Linked DNA regions of Homo sapiens: region 2 is linked to region 1. A link is a loop called in an ENCODE intact Hi-C map of the cell type or tissue named here. Cell type or tissue: heart left ventricle. All regions are shown on one strand. Region 1 holds the start of LOC124902254 (a long non-coding RNA gene). Region 2 has its middle 7.1 kb from the start of TMEM268.

The links. Hi-C counts contacts between places; a loop is a spot of excess contacts. Peaks named below come from ENCODE experiments on the same cell type or tissue, not always from the same donor. Only the 100,000 strongest peaks of a DNase experiment are listed, where the experiment ranks them.
Region 2: it touches region 1 in a loop (2.1-fold over the local background); 20 of 110 quality-filtered maps call a loop at or near these places.

What each region holds. Positions count from the first base shown.
Region 1 is chr9:114,491,596-114,499,595 of GRCh38, reverse strand. All of the region lies in intron 1 of WHRN (whirlin), which reads left to right. LOC124902254 (a long non-coding RNA gene) reads left to right here and starts at 6,696. Exons shown (of 2, transcript XR_007061743.1): 1 at 6,696-6,728. It also overlaps the pseudogene LOC100131877. RefSeq lists a silencer at 5,213-5,507. In heart left ventricle, no CTCF peak of the experiment used is centred here; a DNase peak (open chromatin) is centred at 4,265; H3K27me3 peaks cover 3,472 bases.
Region 2 is chr9:114,600,221-114,608,220 of GRCh38, reverse strand. It overlaps a transcript of TMEM268 not described here. Among named protein-coding and RNA genes, the nearest start is that of TMEM268, 7.1 kb to the left of the region's middle. RefSeq lists an enhancer at 141-200 and a silencer at 3,266-3,466. In heart left ventricle, no CTCF peak of the experiment used is centred here; no DNase peak of the experiment used is centred here.

The DNA of each region.
Region 1 (8,000 bases):
CACCGAAGCAGGCGTCCATAGGGGATTAGGCTCCAACTGGTGATTTCTTGCAAGGTTCTTTTATGACCTGGAAGGGAAGCCTTTGGTTTACCCTTCTCAGGGACCCCAGACTAATCCTCAGCCAGGACCAGCGAATCTGATTGGAAAGAATGACATTAAATGGCTGGAGGTATCTGGAGGTTGAAATACAAATCTTTCAAAACTGACTTCTTTTTTAAATTCCTGAGGAAGAATCTGATATTAACTCTGAACTCACGCAGACTTCTAATCATGCCCCAGGGTAGGGGTGATTTTTAAGATTTTGTGCTGCTGACATTGGCCTTTTACTGTTAAAGCCTGGCAAGCGGAAAGGGTGCAGAGAATAGGAATCACTTTCTCTCCATTCTTTTTCCGTGCATTCCTGATGTCAGCTGCAGGAAGCAGCATCATGGGGCAAGTGCACTTGTGGTTATTTATTTTTTCAATAGACTATTTATTAAAGCAGTTTTCGGTTCACAGCAAAATTGAACAGAAGATACAGAGATTTCCCATATAGTGGACACATGCTAGCCGCCCCCATTATCAACAATTGATGAACCTACATTGACACATCATTGTCACCTGGAGTATGTAATTTACATTGCACTTGCACTTTACTTTATTGGAAGCCTGTTGGGAACAGGGGAGACTGACATTAACGATTACCTACTATGTGCTGGGTGCTTTGTCCCTCCTGTTCCCTTTAACCTTCCCCAGGGGAGGCAGGCAGGCGAGGAGGGTCATGCTCAAGGAGATGGAACTGGGGAGCTTAAGGTCCCCATTGGGATTAGGAACCAAGTGGCCTCCTTGCTTGGACCCCAGCCCAAGGATTTTGTAGTCAGCCTCCTGGAAGACAATGCCAGCCAGTCCGCTTACTAGAAAGTGTGGCAGATGTCACATTTTGTACTTGACATTTGAGGGCCTTTTAAGAACCACCCAGAGACTTCACCTTACTAAGGTTGGGGGGCGGTCTGAGACCTACATATCAAGGGAGAGTGGTGTATTTCAGCCTGTTCCATCGTCGAGTAGAGACATGCATCCATACATTCTCTGAGCAGTGCTTACCACACACAGGCCTGTGGCTGATACTTGGACATCAGAGATGAATAGGACATGACCTCTGTCCTTGGGGGATAGAGACCCATCCGTGGCCACAGGTCACCCAGCATTTACAGTGCTGTGACATTCTCATGCCTCTGCATCCCTGCCACCCTCTCTGAAGTAGTACCCCTACCTGCCCACTCCTCTATCCTTTTGCCTGGCTTTAGTGTCCTGCAGCCCATTTGTCACTGCTAAAAGGAAATTTCTGTATGTCTTTTTATGGTCTGCCTCCCCCATTACAAGTTTGCTCCAGGATAACCAAGATTTGATCTGCCTTGCTTATTCACGCATCCCCAGCTCCCGGCACACAGTAGGTGCTTTAATATATAAATAAATATTTGCCGAATGAATGGAATGATCTTGCTCCTAATCCAGCGCTAGTGAATTCAGAATTCCCCAGCTCCTGAGAGTGAGATCTGATGGAAGTCTGTGTATGGCAGCGTTGTGGGTGCTAGACAAAAACACTGAAAAAAGCCACTGGCTCTAGTGTGTGCTTTACCACCAAGCTGGCTTTGTGGCCGTGGGCAGTTCACGTGACATCTCTGAACCTCAGTCTTTGGAGCTGTGAAATGGGCATAACTACCTCCCACCTGCCTCCTTCCCAGGTGGCTGTGGGGAGCAAATGACTACTAGGTGTGGCAACATTTGGAACCCTCTGCTATTTGAGTGTAAAGCCTTTAAAAAAAATGTGGTCTGTGCCTGGATACTCAATGGCTTTTCTCCTCCCCTGAAGCCCAGAGCCACTCTACAAGACCCTTTCAGCTAGTTCATTTGTCACTTTGCTCTTAATTTTCAAACCACATCCCCAGAAGTGGGTTATTTCAGCAGCCTGATTGTGTCTTTGATTCCAAAATAGAATTATTTATGCATTCTGAAGCAATCAATGAACCAATTTTGGGTGAGATATATCTTCTGGCTTTTGGGCTTCTTTCTTTTTTTTTTCCTTTTCTTTTTTTTTTTAAAAACAAAAAACAAAAACTGTCCAGGTTTCTAGAAACCCAGCATTTTGGGTGAAGGCCAAGTTTCCAGTAACCACACATATGCTTAAAAGCTGCTTTATTCTCTGAGCATGCATAAATGGATTTATTTTTTCTTCCTTTACAGTCCCAGCACCTTTGGCTCCTTCCCCGTTTGAGAATTTGTGTTCCTTTTGCTAAATTGGCTGTGGCTTTGCTTCAGTTAGCAGCCAGTTTCGTCATGATTTTTTTTCTCTCCACCTGAGTTTCCTAATATCAGCATCCTCTCAACTCTGTATGCAAAGCAAATATATCAGCCTTCCATAAACAGGTCCCCAAATGTCCTCTTTCCTGGATTCTAAAGCTGTAGGCTGCAGGGAAGAACAGAGTAAAATGATGTAAAAAAGGATATTCCCAAATACCTGTGTGTTAGAGCCTTAGAAGTGGTAATTTACAATGTTAGCTTGCTTAGGAATTAACAAACTCCCCAGCCAGGCCTTAACCATGCTAAAGTTTGGGAAACACTGTCTTCCTTTAGGATTCCTCCATCCCCAACACTGTTTATCCCCATAAAGGCTTGACCAGAGAGGTGAACCTTTCCTGTCCCCATCCTTAACTATCTTGCAGCAAGATTCCACTTGTGTAAGGTCAACTGACGTACTGGAAAATCTGAGGAAGGGTGGTATGTACCCAAGAGGTTAGAGATGGGTTTTGGAGATGGACCTGGGTTCATCTGACAGTGTAACTTGGCTGTGACCTTGGGCAGGTCCCTTTGCCTTTCTGTTACTCAGATATCCTACCACCAAACCTGGCCCATAGTCCTCACAAACATGTCATTGTTGCTGTTGAACATCAGAAATCTGGAAAATATGGCAGTGGAGGTCCTGCTGCAAGCATTGTAATGAAAAATGGTATGGACTGCCTTCGCTTGTCTTTGAAAGTCTTCTGTTATGCCTGCTTAGTTTTTTTGTTTGTTTGTTTGGTTGGTTGGTTGGATTTTTTTAGGTGGCATTGGAAGAAAATACTGGACTCAGGGCCCATGTGATCCACTGTAGCTGTTTGAATTGCAGAGTCATTTACTGAATGTAGTCAATATCCCCACATAGACAGAGTTTCTTTAAAAACGTAATTGCTCCTATCTGGCTTTTGGCATCGGCATTTTTGCTTTATAGCAGTAATAAAGCCTGGTGGTTGAATAGAATTCTGTGTCCCCCCACCGTCCCTTCTGATGATCTGTGAGGCCTTATAGCAATGTGGGTGGCATACCAGACAGTTGCATGACCCAGAGTGTGACAGCATTGTCCCCTGGATCAGCTGCATCCATAACTTCGTTTCCCAGCAACCTTCCCTGATGGCCTCCCCAGGGACCCTGATGAGGAGGGAGAGGAGGTGGCTGTTTTTAGAGCCCATTAAAGCAATTAATGCAGGTGAAATTGGTGATTTGTTAACATGGGCTTCTGCACTTAAAAAAAAAACCCTGTAATTTATTTGAGCTACATCTGAAAAGGTGTACAAAGTCTCATTAAGAGGTTTCTGATTAAGAAAAGAAACGTGGTCCAGCTTTCAGAAATTAACCTCCCATGTGGATAGGAAAACTTTGAAAGTCAGGGGAGGGATTTTCCTTCTGCCATGTCCATCCTCCTGTCCCTGGACGGAGGGGTGGCATCCTTTGTAGTGTTTGGACCCAGTGTACCCTTTTCCTTTTCTTCATCTCTTTCCTTCTGCCTCCCTCTTCTTTCTCTTTAGAGAATCATACATTTCTCCCAAATTTTCCCTGACTCTCTTGAGCCCCTCTCCTCCTGCAAGTCCTTCCAATCCTGAGATTTTTAAGTCTGCTTCTCAGGTCCATATACATGTACAGCTCTCCCTCAAATTCCTCTTTCCCCAAATGTCTGCATCTCCACCCATCTTCTAGCCTTGTTGTCTCTGCACAGGATCTGTGCCTCCTTTTAGTGTATTTATCTATTTTTTAATTGCCTTCTCGTTGTGCTTTCTCTCGCTCTTAAATTGTGGATATTTCCCCTGCTCTTGTTCCCCACTTTCTCCCACTTGAGTATTGCACCAGCCCCAGGGAGGCTGGACTCTCCAGGCTTTACTTCTTTCCAGCACTTCTCAGACCACACCTCCCTCTTCCCCGTCACCACCATTGCCACCAGCACTGCCGAACTGTAGCATCCTCCTGGCCAGCCTGTCTGTCTCCTGTCTTGCTCGTCTGCCCACCGGTCTGATGTCCATCCTGTTGACCGGGTACACTCTCTAAATACATATCTCATCAAGCTGTGCCCTGTCTACAACCCTGCTCTTGAGCTGGGAGCCTGCAGGGCAGACGCCAAGCTCCTCAACCTGGTGTTTGGGCTGCCCATGCTCTGATCTTTACCAGCAGTCCTGTTCCCCAAGTTGTGTCCACTCTTGGCCAAGCAAGCAACATACCCTCCTCTGAAGCAAGGCTTTCACTCTCTCCACCTGTTGACACCACTTATCCTGTTAGGTGCAACCTCAGTACGTCCTCTCCAGAGGACCTGCCTGCTCACCTCTGCCGCTGTCCCCACCCTGAGGAGCCTGCTCTTCCCTCCTGAAACCCGCTCCCCCCCCCAGTGTCATGGCCTTTCTCACTTCTGTCATGACACAGATAATGCATTTCTTGGTGTTTTCTTTTCTTTGTTGCTCATTGTATGATAATAACCTTTGATAGAGGGCTTAGAATGAACCAGACACTGTTTTCAGTGTACGTGTATAAACTCAGTTAAGCCTCATAATCACCCTGTGAAGTTCAAGTAGGTATCATTTTCATCACTTTGTTTTCCAAAATTGCCAAGAGTTTGTCACTTGCCAGTCATCCCAAAGGTGGAAAGTGACAGAGCCAGGATTTACACCTAGGTTTTGTTGACTTGAGGGGTTGCGTCTTTGCCCCAACAGCAGAGAGAAGGGATGCCCCACAGTGCTCGAGCCTGAGCTCCGAAGCCCTGGGTTTCCAAGACTGGCTCTGCCACTTTCTAGCTGTGGGGCCTTGAACCAGCTTCCTAACGTCTCTGATTCTCAGATTCCTCTTCAGTGAAATTGTAATGGGAATAATAGTAAAGTAGCAGACAAGTTACTTACCTTCTCTGTTCAGGTTTCCTCATCTCTAAAATGGGGATACTGATGATTATGCAGACAATGTGTTAAAGCACTGGGTGCATCTATTGGTCTGAACATTTGATGATCATTTACCATGTTCAAACTCCTGTGTTGGGATCTGTTTTCCTACCAGATGCTGCTCTTCCTGGCAGTGTAGAAGGTACAAAACAGATAACACGCACAAGATGTTTACAGTACTTAGCGCACTAAAAAATATCACCACCACTGGGAATCTTCTGTGACATCACAAGCTCTGTGTGGGTTTCATGTAAATCCCCCACTGACACTTCACCATACCCCCCCGGGAGAGGACTCTGAGAATTGGAAGAGGAGGTGACCCATCACGGGCACACAGTCAGGGGCACACAGTCAGGGGTGGTGGGACTAGGATTTGAACCCAGGTATTCTGGCCTCCAAAGTGCATGCTCATTGCCAGGGCTCTCGGCTGGCTGCTAACGGAGAAGCACGGCATACAGCCCAGCGTGGTGCTGGCAAGAGCAGGAGTTCAGTAAATGTGCGTTTCCTCCCTGAGTTTTTTCCTTGTGGAAATGGCTTTGTAGCTATTTGATGAGAAAACCTAGGCTGCAGCTTCCCTGTTCTCCCCTGGGCACACTGTATGCATTTTATTGACTAGATTTCAGGGACAGAGGTGGCATTGGGCACTTTTTCCTTTTTGTTTTTTTCCTTTTTCCTCTCTCTTATCTCTCTCACCATGCCTTGACCTTTGTCAGGTTTTTATTTTGTACGTTGTCTGTGGAAATTCCCTGATAGATAACTGGTGACTTGTGAAATTATCTCATTGAATGGTGGAGTCTCTGAATTTGTCTACACTGCCTGATCAGCACACTTCAAGGATGAGAGGAGGGTCTCTCTCCTGGGCCTCATGTGAAAGGCTGGTGGTCATTAACTCTGCTGTCACAGACTGGACAAGTTAAAGGGGCATTTTGTTTGGTCATAGGAAACAAATGGAATAGAGGAATTTGTCTAGGCTGTTAAATAAAACGTTTTTTCTCCCCACCCCCCCACCCCCACTTTTTTTTTTTTTTTAAAAAAAAGATAGGGTCTTATTCTGTTGGCCAGGCTGGAGTGCAGTGGCGCGATAACAGCTCTCTGCAGCTTTGAACTCCTGGGCTCAAGTGATCTGCTTGCCTCAGCCTCCCAAGTAGCTGGGACTACAGGTGTGCACCACCACACCTGGCTAATTGTGTTTATTTTTGGTAGAGATGAGGTCTCACTATGTCGCCCAGGCTGGTCTCAAACTTCTGGGCTCAAGCGATTCTCCTACCTCGGCCTCTCAAAACACTGGGATTACAGGCGTGAGCCACTGTGCCTAGCCTCTTTATTTTAATTACCTAACATATATGGACTTAATTGTTTTTCTTTTTTTGAGATAGGGCCTTGCTCAGTCACCCGGGCTGGAGTGCTGTGATGCGATCCTGGCTCACTGCAGCCTCAACTTTCCAAGCTCAAGCAATTCTCCTGCCTCAGCCTCCCGAGTAGCTGGGACTACAGGCTTGCGCCACCATGCCCAGCATGGTGTGTATATATATTTGTGTGTGTGTGTGTATTTTTTTTTCTTTTGTAGACGTGGGGTTTCACCATGTTGCGCAGGCTGGTCGTGAGCTCTTGGGCTCAAGCAATCTACCCACCTCCACCTCCCAAACTGCTGGGACTACAGGTGTGAGTCACCACGCTGAGCCTGGACTTAATTTTTAAAACTTGAAAACTTCAGAAAAACGCCAAAAGACCCTCCCCAAGTCAGTAATAATTGTACCCACTCACCTGCCAGAAATAATCACTATTGACAATTAGAGTACCCTGTGTGCATCTGTGTATGCATTTGTATTGGGAATTCTTCCCAAAGCTGCCATTCTGAGCATCGTTATCTAGCCTATTCGTTACACCAAGCGATGTATGATGACTGTGTTCCCACCTTGATAAATGTTTCTACACTGTGATTTTTTAATGATTGCATAATATATCGTAGTGAAGAGGTACATGATTTATTTAACTAATTTCTTCTTGTTAGACAGTTTGTTTTTTAATATTATCCATATTGCTGCTTTAGACATCCCTGCACATTCATCTTTAAGCACATTTCTAATAATTCCTTGGGCTGTCTTTCTAGAGGTGGCATTGGCTCGGGGGAGAGGCGCAATTTTAAAGCTTCTGATTAACTGTTGCCAGACTGCCCCTGGGACGGAATTTGTTTTGTATATTCCCTCCCACCAGCGTTTAACAGCAGTTGATGCTCTTCATTTTTCTCCAGCCATGCCGACACTGGGTATTATATTTCTTTTCCATTTTTATCAATCTGTTAGACAAAAAGGTATCCTGTTTTAATTTACATAACTTAAATAGTGAAGTTAAGCTCTTTTTTTTTTTTTTCAAATTACAAAGCTACTTTTAATACTTTGGGGTGAGCGCCACAGGAATAAAAAACACTGGGAAGGGGTAACCTTGTCACCCCGGGAGTGACCCAGGAGGAGAGAGGCCACCTGATGGGGGAAGGAAGCACAAAAGGGACCCGCTGCAGACTCAGGGCAAAGGGAAGCCATCAGGGCTGGGACTTGTGGGCCCTGCAGGAGGAGACGTGGGCATGGTGGGACTGGCTCCAGGCACTCAGGCAAAGGGCGGGAGGGTTGGACACGAAGCACAAAGCTACTTGGGTTCCTGCTGCTTCTCGTTTGCCTTTTTCTCCTTCTGCTGCATGATCTCCAAGTCCCTCTGCTTGCGGGTGGCGGCAAAAAGCCTGTCATCTTGGTGCTTTCCCTTAACCGAGGCGCGCTCTGCTTTTTCATACTCTTC
Region 2 (8,000 bases), 110 kb before region 1:
TCTTGGACAACGAGGTATCATGTGTTTGCATCTCTGAAATGTCACCAGTGTTCAGTCCTGGCATAGCAAGGAGGAGTGGGTGCTCATGTAGAATGGAGAAAGGACAATAGAATCCAGTGAAAGTAGGGTGAAATCCAGTCAGGTGTGCTGGAAAGCAGACTTCAGTAGTGATCATCTTGAATCCACAAGGTCCTTGTGGTGGGCCCAAGCCTCTCCCCACCCACAGCCTACCCTGGACTAATCTTTACTCACTCTCTCCCAACACGTAAAAACCCTATGCTCCAAAAATACAGAGCATCTCTCATTTCCTCCTATAACCCTCTCCCCCTGTTCTCTCACTTCTAGTTCTCAGTGGTTGCCATTCTCTCCCATCTGGAAAGTTGTCTCCAAACCCCAGCCCCATCGTTCTACCTGACGAACCAACTCATTCTCGGGTTTCAGCTGAAAGGGCCCTTCTTCTGGGAGCCCTGCCCTGTCCTGGGCCTAGGCCAGTTCCCCATTCTCATAGTTCATTCTCATAGTTACTCTTGTTTGTTTGTTTCTGGCTTTGTGTGTTTTTATTTTTTGAGACAGGGTCTCACTCTGTCACCCAGGCTGGAGTACAGCAGCGCGATCTTGGCTCACTGCAGCCCCGACCTCCTAGGCTCAAGTGATCCTCCCACCTCAGCCTCCCAAGTATCTGGGACTACAGGCATGCACCACCATTCCCGGCTAATTTTTTATTTTTAGTAGAGACAGGGTTTTACCATGTTGCCCAAGCTGGTCTCGAACTCTTGAGCTCAAGCAATACACCTGCCTCGGCCTCCCAAAGTGCTGGGATTACAGGTGTAAGCCACTGCGTCCAGCCCTACTCTTGCTTAACCTACACTCATCCCATACCCATCACATGGTATTGTCATTGTTCAGTGTCCCCTTTCCCAAAAAGAGAGTAAGCCTTTTGGGCATAGGGCTGTTTCTACCCATGTTCATAGCTATCCCCCTGCCCCTAACCCTGTCCTCAGTAATTGTTAAATGCATATGAAGTAGTGAATGAATAAATATGAATGAAATCATCAGGGCCTCAACTATAGATAAATCCAAATAACCACAAACCCCAGCCAAAGCCACCCTTACTCAGCAGTTGCTCCATCTGTCCTGTTGTGTCTGTAAGGGTTACAGACCCAGGGCTGAGGGCTAGCTGCCAACACTGTTTGATAACTTGGATGAAGTAAGAGAATGAACTTTTTTCCAGCCTGGCAGAACCTTAGTGTTGCAGCAGATGGTACTGAGAGAACCTCAGAACTGCTGGATGAGTAAGTGAAAAGGCAAAGATCAAAAGATCAAAACTTACATCTTGGTGTTTTTTGGTTTTTTTTTTTTTCTTTTGGAGCTCATGTGCCAGTTATAGATTCACTAACTTCCTAAACTTTTCATGGAGACATACTACTTGGAACATTGCCATGGCCTGAACAAATTGAACCAAAGAATGCAGTATTAGTAATTCAGGCTGGGAACTCAGACAGACCTGGGTTTAAATCCAGACTTCACCACAAATTGGCTCTGTGACCCTGTAGCCTCAGTTTCCTAATCTGCAAAATAGAAATGATAATACCTACCTCATAGAGATGGTAGGAAAATTAGATTATGTATATAGAGTACCTTGAATGCCACCTGGTATAAAGTTGATGTTAATAAATGTGAGCTATTTTAGAAATTATTTCCGAAAGTGTGTCCCACAGAATGTTCCGTTGCTAGTGGCTCCATTACATTGATTTCAGCTCCCGGAAGTCACATCCTCAAATGACGGACTCCACTATGGGAGAGGTAGACTAACTGTACGTGAGAGCTTGGGACTAAATACATAGCTGTGCTTGGCAGGAGGTGTGCTGGAAGTCAGACAGATCACATGCTGTTTGTCAGGAAACCGGGCCTAAGTCAGAAGAAAAAATCCTCTGAATTCCTATCAGGAAGGCCAGCAATCCCCCCGGGGCAGATAGGGGTCAGGGATCTGTTTCTACACTATGAACAGAAAGACAAGTGCCAGGGTCAGAAGAGTCAGAAGAGGGAGAACTCCCCTCTAGCGGCTGTGGAGAAGAGGCAAGGGCAGTTGAAGGCAATTGGGCTTTTTTAACTAGGTAACTAGACTATCGGTCTTTTCATCTTTAAAAACCACCTAAGATAATTGTAGACAACCCAGTCATGCTCTCTGAACAACCAGCCTTGTTTCTCTCCTAAACTTATCATCAACAGTAGCATCTAGAATGCTGCCATCCTGCTTTGTAAGTTATTTTCTTTTCTTTTTTGTTTTTTGATACAGGATCTCAACTTTGTTACCCAGGCAGGAGTGCAGTGGCACAATCTTGGCTCACTGCAACCTCTGCATCCCAGGTTCAAGCGATCCTCCTGCTTTAGCCCCCACAAGTAGCTGAGACTATAGGCAGCGCCACCACCATATCCAACTAATTTTTTTCTTTTGTATTTTTTGTAGAGACAGGGTTTCCCCCTGTTGCCCAGTCTGGCATCGATCACCTAAGCTCAAGCGATCCACCCATCTTGGCCTCCCAAAATGCTAGGATTATAGGTGTCAGCCACTGCACCCGGCCGTAAGTTATTTTCAAGTAGGAAAAAAAGGAGGCTGCCTGCTCCTTAACTCTTCAAGCCTACCCATCCCTATCAATCATCCCTTCAAACACAGTAAACTATGGCTTTAAATTCACAGCTGACCCAGGAGCCAGTGGCATCTGAAATTTTTTTAAAAGCCAGAGAAGATCTATGTTGACCTGATGATCTTTCACCTTCTAGATCTCCCTGAACCACTGGCCAAATCTTTCAATAAAGAATGTGCTTAACCTGCCTCTTAAGACCCATGTATTTGCACAAGAAGGAAAAAAAAAACCAGAAAAAAAAGCAAAACTAGAGCTGCCTGCCTGTGCTGAAGCTTTTTCAGTAATTTCAGAGCCACTGAAGTGATGTGAGATCAGTTGACAAGAGAAAAACACTCTGAGATCTGCCAGAATGACCCTCAAGGGGAGAAAAATAATTAAACAGGTGGAAAAACAAGGAACACGCAAGACTGATCAAAGCGTTTCTTTTCTGTTGAACAGCTTTTGCTGACTTCTGGTACCATCAGTTTTCTTGAGTACAATAAAGACCAACAAATGCAGAATGTTAGTTACGGGCCTTACTCAATCAGGCTCAAAGGCTTTACTGGGGTTACAGGAAGCCAAGTACCCAGTCCACTAATGTCCTGGGAGAAAAGCCTGAAGGCAGAGCATGGTAGGTTTTCTCTTGCAGCCTGCAGGCTGATCTGATGGGACTTCAATTCTGTCACTTCCTTGCTCTGTGACATTGAACATTCTGTAAGCCTCTGGGCCTCAGCTTTCTCATCCATGGAAGTGGGATTACAGTGTCTAACCTGCAGGGCTGCTGTGTGTTTATATATGTGCATAGAACATAATGGCCTTCCCTTGATAGAAGCAGAGATTGGACATGTGGCCTCTGACAAGTTACTTTTTTTTTTCTACAAGTTTCCCTCTCCTCTCCCCCATTCAGAAAGTGGAAGGGGTAATTCTTCAGGGAATTTGTGAGATGTTACCACAAGGTTACACAATGGCTTGCTGTAAACTATTTTATGTCTTTTTTTTTTTTTTTTTTTTGAGACGGAGTCTTGCTCTGTCACTCAGGCTGGAGTGCAGTGGTGCGATCTCGATCTCAGCTCACTGCAACCTCCAACTCCCAGGCTCAAGCGATTCTCATGCCTCAGCATCCTGAGTAGCTGGGACTACAGGTGCACACCACCACGCCCCAGTAAATTTTTTGTATTTTCAGTAGAGACAGGGTTTCGCTATGTTGGCCAGGCTCGTCTCGAACTCCTGGCCTCAAATGATCCACCAGCCTCGGCCTCCCAAAGTGCTGGGATTACAGGTGTGAGCCATATTTTATGCCTTTTATCAGGGCATCCTCTGTAGGTTTACATGACATAAAATTGCCCAGAGGGCAACTGAAGAGCATCACTCTACAATTTGGGAGAGGTAAAGGGAAAAGAATCAGATGGGTAAGATACATAAAAGGTATATAGCTATGAAGTTGTTCAATACTCAGTACACACCGTGGTTAAACACAGATGCAAAAGCCGGATTGCAAGTTTGAATCTTGGCTCCATCACTGCACATCCTTGGGCTGGTTCCTTAACCTCTCTCAGTCTCATATCCCATAAAAAAAAAAAAAGAATTAAATTAGTCAATATAAATGTAAAAGTTCTTACAACTAGCTGGCACATAGAAAGCTGTTAGCAGGCAGGGCATGGTGGCTCACATCCATAATCCCAGCACTTTGGGAGGCCAAGGCAGGCAGATCACTTGAGGTCAGCAGTTCGAGACCAGCCTGGCCAACATGGTGAAACCGCATCTCTACTAAAAATACAAAAATTAGCCAGGCGTGGTGGTGGGCGCCTGTAGTCCCAGCTACTCAGGAGGCTGAGGTGGGAGAATCACTTGAACCTGGGAGCGGGAGGTTGCAGTGAGCCGAAATCATGCCACTACACCCCAGCCTGGGCAATAGAGTAAGGCTCTGTCTCAAAAAAAAAAAAAAAAAGCTGTTAGCAGTTGTAGCAGAAACATGGTTTTACCCATGGAATATCCATGGGCTTCCCCTTATTTCTTAGCCTCCCTTGTGTTGGGTCGGGACACGTGACCTACACCAATATGCTGAGAACAAGTGTCATTTGAGGACTGAAGCAGGTGAGAGCTGATGCATGCTTGCCAACTTTTTCTTCCCATCACTGAAATTTCATGGAAACCATGTGGTGAGATGGTAGAGACACAAACTGGAAGTAATCCAAATCACTGAGCGGCCACATGGAGAACAGTCACCCTGAAGTCACCCAACTTGTATCAGATTTTGTAAGAAATAAACCTTTGTTACATTAAGCCACAGAGATTTCAGAACCTGTCCTGTCCTGACCGATGCAGCTATTATTAAACTTGTAATCAAGAATGATTAGTCTGAGAAAAGGACAGCAAATTTTAGAAAATTAGGAAACATTTGCTGAGTACCTAGAATGTTCCAGACATCTTGTATAGTGCCTTATCTTCTCTAATCTGGGGGTGGTTTTTGGCACCCAGGGGACATTTGACAATATCTGGAGATATTTTTTGTTTCACAACTGAAGGGGTTCTGCTGGCATCTAGTGGGTAGAGGCCAGGGACACTGCTACAAAGCCCTATAATGTATTAAGTGTACAAAAGGAAACCCTCCCGGCCAGGCATGGTGGTTCATACCTGTAATCTCTGCACTCTGGAGTCTGAGGCAGGCAGATGGCTTGAGCCCAAGAGGTTGAAGCTGCAGTGAGCCCTGATCGTTATGCCACTGCACTCCAGCCTGGGCGAAAGAGCGTCTCAAAAAAATAAAACCTCTCTGCTGTTGGTTTCTGTGACTGGCAACGTTGGGTTGCTTGGCTCAGTATTAATAGTCAAGCAGTTAAGTAAATAAGCACAACTCCATTAATCCAGAATAAAAATACTGTTGGCAACCCATTTAAACATTGAGTCTAAGCACTTGAACATGAGTGTTGCTTCATGTTTCTCCAGTTTGGGAAATCTGTATTTGCAGTTGGCAGAGATTAGGAGTTGCTACACTTAGCAATAAGGAGAGTAAAGCCTTAACAAAACTGGATACAGTTTGTTAAGCCCTCCAAACTGACATGTTAAGATGGAGATGTTTACCAGACATCCAAGTCAAAATATCAAATAAGCAATTTAATGACTACAGCTCAAGAGAAATGGGTTTGAGATAGAAATTTGGGTCTTCAGTATAGGTAATAAAGCCTGGAAATGAATGTGGTCTCACCAATAGAATGTTAGAGAAGTCCAAGAACAAAACCTTGGTGATATGGTTTGGCTGTGTCCCCACCCAAGCCTCAACTTCAATTGCATCTCCCAGAATTCCCACGTGTTGTGGGAGGGACCAAGGGGGAGGTAATTGAATCATGGGGGTCAGTCTTTCCTGTGCTGTTCTCATGATAGTGAATAAGTCTCACGAGATCTGATAGATTTATCAGGCTGCTTTTGCTTCTTCCTCATTTTCTCTTGCCTCCACCATGTAAGAAGTGCCTTTCACCTCCTGCCATGATTCTGAGACCTCCTCAGCCATGTGGAACTGTTAAGTCCAATTAAACCTCTTTTTCTTCCCAGTATCAGGTATGTCTTTATCAGCCGCATGAAAACGGACTGATACAGTATATTGGTACCAGGAGTGGGGTGCTGCTAAAAAGATAACCAAAAATGTGGAAGCAACTTTGGAACTGGGTAACAGGTAGAGGTTGGAACAGTTTGGAGGGCTCAGAGGAAGACAGGAAAATGTGGGGAAGTTTGGAATTTCCCAGAGACTTGTTGAATGGCTTTGCCCAAAATGCTGATACCAATATGAACAATAAGGTCCAGGCTGAGGTGGTCTCAGATGGAGATGAGGAACTTGTTGGGAACTGGAGCAAAGGTGACTCTTGCTATGTTTTAGCAAAGAGACTGGCAGCATTTTACCCCTGCCCTAGTGACTTATGGAACTTTGAACTTGAGAGAAATGATTTAGGGTATCTGGTAGAAATTTCTAAGCAGCAAAACATTCAAGAGGTGACTTGGGTGCTGTTAAAGGCATTCAGTTTTATAAGGGAAGCAGAGCATAAAAGTTTGGAAAATTTGCAGCCTATGTGATAGAAAATTAAAATGCATTTTCTGGGGAGAAATTCAAGCTGGCTGCGGAAATTTGCGTAAGTAGCAAGGAGGCTAATGTTAATCCTCAAGACCATAGGGAAAATGTCTCCAGGCCATGTCAGAGACCTTCATGGTCTGGACATGGAATATCTACGTCAGAGCCCATGGATATTCCACGGGTAAAACCATGTTTCTGCTACAACTGCTAACAGCTTTTCTTTTTTGAGGCAGAGCATTACTCTGTTGCCCAGGCTGGGGTGTCGTGGTGTGATCTCAGCTCACTGCAACCTCTGCCTCCCAGGTTCAAGTGATTCTCCCATCTCAGCCTCCTGAGTAGCTGAAACTACGGGCACCCACCACCACGCCTGGCTAATTTTTGTATTTTTATTAGAGAGCCCTTCCCATCACAGGCCTGGAGGCTCAGGAAGAAAAAGTGGTTGCGTGAGCCAGGCCCAGGGTCCCTGTGCTGTGTGCAGCCTAGGGACTTGGCACCATGTCCCAGCCCCTCTGGCCATGGCTGGCTGAAAGGGGCCAATGTACAGCTTAGTCTGTGGCTTCAAAGGGTGGAAGCCCCAAGCTTTGGCAGCTTCCACGTGGTGTTGAGCCCGCAGGTGCACAGAAGTCAAGAATTGAGGTCTGGGAACCTCCGCCTAGATTTCAGAAGATGTATGGAAACACCTAGATACCCAGGCAAAAGTTTGCTGAAGGGGCGGGGCCCTCATGAAGAACCTCTGCTAGGGCAGTATGGAAGGGAAATGGGGGGTCAGAGCCCCACACAGAGTCCCTACTGGGGCACTGCCTAGTGGAGCTGTGAGGAGACAGCCACCGTCCTCCAGACCCCAGAATGGGATCCACTGATAGCTTGCACCATGCACCTGGAAAAGCCACAGACACTCAACACCAGCCCATGAAAGCAGCCAGGAAGGAGGCTGTACCCTGCAAAGCCACAGGGACAGAGCTGCCCAAGACCACTGCAGGCTGTACCCTGCAAAGCCACAGGGGCAGAACCCACCTCTTGCATCAGCGTGACCTGGATGTGAGACCTGAAGTCAAAGATCACTTCGGAGCTTTACAATTTGACTGCCCTGCTGGATTTCAGACTTGCATGGGCCCTGTAACTGCTTTGTTTTGGCCAATTTCTCCCATTTGGAACAGCTGTGTTTACCCAATATCTGTACCCCCGTTGTATCTAGGAAGTAACTAGCTTGCTTTTGATTTTATAGGCTCATAGGCAAAGGGACTTGCCTTGTCTCAGATGAGACTTTGTACTGTGGACTTTTGGGTTAATACTGAAGTAAGTCTTTGGTGGACTAT